Linked DNA regions of Homo sapiens: region 2 is linked to region 1. Evidence: chromatin loops called from intact Hi-C (ENCODE). Cell type or tissue: PC-3. All regions are shown on one strand.

Region 1 (2,500 bases):
AGGACTGGAGAAATAGGTTTGCCTGGGTTATGCTACACGGTCAAGACTGCCAGCCACTGTTCATTCAGGTAAATGCAGCACTTGAGCCCTCCAGCTCACTGGCAGGAAAGGGTGAACATGTCTTTTGATATAAACCATGTGTTTTTTTTGTTTGTTTGTTTGTTTTTTTGAGACAGAGTGTCGCTCTGTTGCCCAGGCTGGAGTGCAGCGGCGCGATCTCGGCTCACTGCAAGCTCCGCCTCCCGGGTTCACGCCATTCTCCTGCCTCAGCCTCCCGAGCAGCTGGTACTACAGGTGCCTGCCACCACGCCTGGCTAATGTTTTGTATTTTTAGTAGAGACGGGGTTTCACCGTGTTAGCCAGGATGGTCTTGATCTCCTGACCTCGTGATCTGCCCACCTCGGCCTCCTAAAGTGCTGGGATTACAGGCGTCAGCCACCGCGCCCGGTCGATATAATCCATGTTTATTCTGTAGATTAAAGGTATCATTTTAATAAGGATATATGTATACTATTTAAAGTAGCAATTTTTATTTAAAGTTGTGAAATGAGTTCAAGCATGTTAATTAGTAAGGCTGTTACTACAGTCCTGAAGTAAAATGCACACTTACTTAAATAGTAAGTAAAGCAGTTTTCATTTCCTGGAATTTTCTTCAATAAAACGACTATTGGGTGGACTTACATCATGCACATATTTACCATAAGAGAGGTCCAGTTTTTATGTTCAGCAAAAGATGAAGGGAGGAAAGGAGGAAAGGAGGGAGGGAGAGAGAGAAATAATAGAGCACTAGTGAGATAAATTTAACATCCCAATAGTGAACACTGCCTGCCTGCATTCCCCTCACTGACCACAAGCTCTGACGTGGATAGGGAACGGGAATGTGCTATTTTTTCATTGGGCTCTCATAAATCTTTTATTGTGTGAGTATTCTACATGGTCCCTTATTCTGGTGTTTAAAGATCCTAATTTTCCTGCAACATGATCTCTGCAAGCTAACTCTTTAATCCAGAAGCAAGCAGTCTAGGATAATTTTGACTCTGAGCAATCTCTGCTTCATTTGTTGACTTCATTTGTTGACTAAGGCCCTCGGAAGAAGTGACCGTTTTATATTAGAGGCATGATGGAGAAACTGGACAGAGCTCCTTTTTGCTGGCTGTTCATCAGGAGTGGGGCTTCACCGTCATTTCAGTAGGAGTCTGTATGAGATTGTAGTCACCTGTTTTCTAATTTGGAGAGTGGAGAATAAAAGTAGGCATACTGACCACCTTGATTTTTGTAGAGAGGGGTGAGGACCCACATTTTGGGGAATAAGGAATGTTATTTTAGGTGTTGGGGAATGGGTTTACCCATTTCCTCTTTTAGACACATTTGGGAAGATTCTGCATATTGTTGATGTTTTATTACTATGGAATCCATATAAAGAATCATAAAATCTTGCTAGTTTATACTAATTGGAATGAAAGTCTTTATGAATTAGTGAAAACATTGTTTGGGTTTGTTTTTTTTTTTAGAGATAGGGTCTTGCCCCATCACCCAGGCTGGAGTGCAGTGGCGCCGTCATAGCTCACTGTAGCTTTGAAGTCCTGGGCTCAAGCAGTACCCCCACCTCAGCCTCCCAAGTAGCTGGGACTACAGGCATTTACCACCATGCCTGGCTAACTCTTTTTTTTTTTGTAAAGATAGGGGTCTTGCTATGTTGCCAGGGCTGGTATTGAACTCCTGGCTCAAGTGATCTTCCAGCCTTGTCCTCCCAAAGTGCTGGGGTTACGGGCCTAAGCCACCATACCTGGCCTCATTGTTATATTTTTAAAGGAATTTAATGCTATACTTTCATCTCCTAGGTCTAATAAAGGTAACTATGATAGTAGAAGGCTTTGGCCCACATTATTCAAATCTAATAGACAAGAATTATTATAATTAGCCTAACAATGTTAAATGGTGTTTCTAAAATGCCCAATAGCTTGAACGAATCTGTTCTCAACTATTTAAATGTTTTTGCTGAGAATATAAGCAAACTATAATCAGCTGCTTTCAGAGATGTGAAACTAAATGTGATTTTACAGTAAATAATTTCCCTCCTCTTCTGATTTGGGTTTTGTTTTTATTACAGGCTTAGATGCCACAGGAACTTTCTTTTCTCGTTATGGAGCATCTCTTAAACTGCTTGATTTTAGTATCATGACTTTCCTCTGGAATGAGAAATATGGTCACAAACTAGACTCTATAGAAGGAAAGCAACTTGATTATTTCTCTGAGCCAGCATCATTGAAGGAAGCCCGTTGTTTAATATGGCTGCTAGAAGAACACAGAGACAAGTTCCCAGCATTGCATAGTGCTTTAGATGAATTCTTTGATATAATGGGTATGTGGACTGAGTTTAGACTTATATTACATTTAATCTTAAGGGGGAAAAAATCTGTGAAGGACCTAGCTTGTTTAAATATATAACAAAGAAAATAGTGAAAATTATTATGGTACAATCAGTTTATGTGGGGAAGTT
Region 2 (2,500 bases), 150 kb before region 1:
TCGCTTGCCTTGGAGAAAAGCTTAGAGCACCATTAGCGTTGGGCCGGTGCCACAGAGCAAATAGGACTGAGCCCCATCTGAGGTGCCCAGAGTTGCCGTTAAAAGCCCCCACCCCGCGTCTGGCCCTTTCTGAAGCACTTTCAGCCCCGTCAAGCACTCCTGGGGTATCTCATGTTGTCTGAGCAAATACACTCAAGCAGAGGGCTTTGTGGGCAAGATTAATGACCTCCACCATTCTTTTGTTACTCTGCATTGGTAACTCAGTTGCTTTATACTTACTGATGTAATGACTTGCTTTCATAGAATTTACCTTTCCTTTGTTACATTTTAAAATATAAATTGATGACTTTTACTTAATTTTTTTTTTTTTGATGACTCTTAAAACACTGAAGAATTAGGCTGGGAAAGACCATGTATTGAATTTACGTAACACGTGTTATATGGACTAACGTGCAGTTATTTGTAATATGGTAAGAAAACTTGATTGTGGGAAAACAGACCTTCACCGTATTTTGATATTTACACGACTTTATTAAATTAATCTGAATATTGGGAATTTTAATTTACTTCAAAGAAGGAAGCAGATAAAAGATAAATCAATTAACAAGAGATGATTTTTAGTCCCCGATTATTTATACATATATCTAAATAATGTAAAATCCCTTCTTTTGCATTCAAACTTAGTTCTTAAACATAAAATTTAAAGGTGCTTGTGTGAGAATATAGATGTTTACAATTATCCAGTTTTCTTTTAAATGAAATGGATGTGGAGCCTATCAGTTTCTTGCAGGAATAAAAATACGATAGCACGCTCCCTAAGTAAGACAGATGGTTTTGGGTTTTGTTTTCTGTTTTGATAAGGCCGTTTGTGAGAAAAATTTACTTGCAGAGAAATGTTAAACGTTAACTTTCTCGCTGATCAGCAGGTAGCCTGTCACGCTGAAGTAGTTCTGTCCACGGATGTGGGTGTGGGAAGAGTGGTTGTTCCCTGGGGGCTGTAGAGCCCGCCAATCCTCACCCCTAGCCCGGAGCCCGCTCTTTGCAGAGCCCAGCTGGTTGCGCAGAGCGACCAGCGCCAGTCTGTGCTCTGGTACTGTGCACCGCCCTGGGTTCCCTGCAGTCCACCGACGAGAGCTGCCCAGCGCAGGGAAGGAACGCTTCTTGCTCAACAGCGCCCTCGCCCGACAAAGCAGGACAATTCCCCAGCTCCCAAGCCCTCTTCTGTATTTCTCAAAAATGCCATTGGCTGGAGTGGCGGTGAAGAGGACTAACGCCTGGTGACCTGTACCAGGGCTCCCGGCAAGCAAAGCAAAACTAGAATAAAACCTCAAGTAGGCCGGGCGCGTGGCTCACCCTGTAATCTCAGCACTTTGGGAGGCCGAGGCGGTCGGATCATCTGAGGTCAGGAGTTCGAGACTGACCTCACGAACATGGTGAAACCCTGTCTCTACTAAAAATACAAAAGTTAGCCAGGCAGTGGTGGTGTGCGCCTGTAATCCTAGCTACTCGGGATGCTGAAGCAGGAGGATCGCTTGAACCTGGGAGGCAGAGGTTGCAGTGAGCTGAGATCGGGACACTGCATTCCAGCGTGGGAGACAGAATGAGACCCTGTCTCAAAAACAAAAATAAAACCCAAAAAACCCTCAAGCAGAGGGAAGGCCTCAAGGCCCTGTACTCTGAGCAGCACGGTCACCCTCACCCACTTCATGCCCCTACAACACTTAGGGAGCTATCTCCCTCCCCTACCTGCACCTTTCTTGATCTCTGTTGCGTTTCCCTCCTGGCCACTTGCGGGCACTGTCAGGGAGGCAGTTTCCTGGAAAACATCAGGGACTGTTTGTTCTTCTGGGCCTGCCCTATCTGCCAGGCTCCCACTTCTTAGCCCTAGCCCGGTCAGAGACTCGAACGGGGAGGAGAAGGCTGACCCCCACTGAAAGCCTCTCTGCACCTGTCAGTCCTCAGGCTCATAGGAAAACACACTCGCACATATGTTAAACGCAGTGCTTGCGTTGTGCACATTTCTGTTCTCGTGTTTCATTATAAAATGTGAATATTTAGACATTTCCCTCAGCAGACAAAGGATCCTTTTGGAAAACAATCAGGATATTTATGGCATTTTTTTTTTTTGAGGCGGAGTTTCGCTCTTGTCGCCCAGGCTGGAGTGCAATGGTGCAGTCTCAGCTCACTGCAATCTCAGCTCACTGCAGCCTCTGCCTCCCAGGTTCAAGCGATTCGCCTGCCTCAGCCTCCAAGTAGCTGGGATTACAAGCGTGCGCCACCACGCCCGGCTAATTTTTGTATTTGTAGTAGGGACGGGGGTTTCACTATGTTGGCCAGGCTGGTCTCGAACTCCTGACCTCAGATCGTGATGCTCCTGCCTCCGCCTCCCACAGTGCTGGTAATTACGGGCGTGAGCCACTGCGCCCTGCCTGGCATAAAACTTTTAAAGCTGCATATGTTTGTGGGGTAAGGTTTTTAAAGTGGATAAAGGTGTGCTGAA

What was found. A loop is a pair of places that touch in the nucleus more often than their neighbours do. Peaks named below come from ENCODE experiments on the same cell type or tissue, not always from the same donor. Only the 100,000 strongest peaks of a DNase experiment are listed, where the experiment ranks them.
Region 2: a loop joins it to region 1, with 10 times the contacts of the local background. A loop is called at or near these places in 1 of 110 quality-filtered maps.

Annotation. Positions count from the first base shown.
Region 1 is chr21:37,154,545-37,157,044 of GRCh38, forward strand. TTC3 (tetratricopeptide repeat domain 3) reads left to right here. Exons shown (of 46, transcript NM_001330683.2): 28 at 2,111-2,362. Among named protein-coding and RNA genes, the nearest start is that of TTC3-AS1, 38 kb to the right of the region's middle. In PC-3, a CTCF peak has its summit at 986; a DNase peak (open chromatin) is centred at 937; H3K27ac peaks cover 1,795 bases.
Region 2 is chr21:37,008,878-37,011,377 of GRCh38, forward strand. The region is part of intron 2 of RIPPLY3 (ripply transcriptional repressor 3); the gene reads left to right. Among named protein-coding and RNA genes, the nearest start is that of RIPPLY3, 3.4 kb to the left of the region's middle. RefSeq lists an enhancer at 1,217-1,276. In PC-3, a CTCF peak has its summit at 1,179; a DNase peak (open chromatin) is centred at 1,174; H3K4me3 peaks cover 1,155 bases.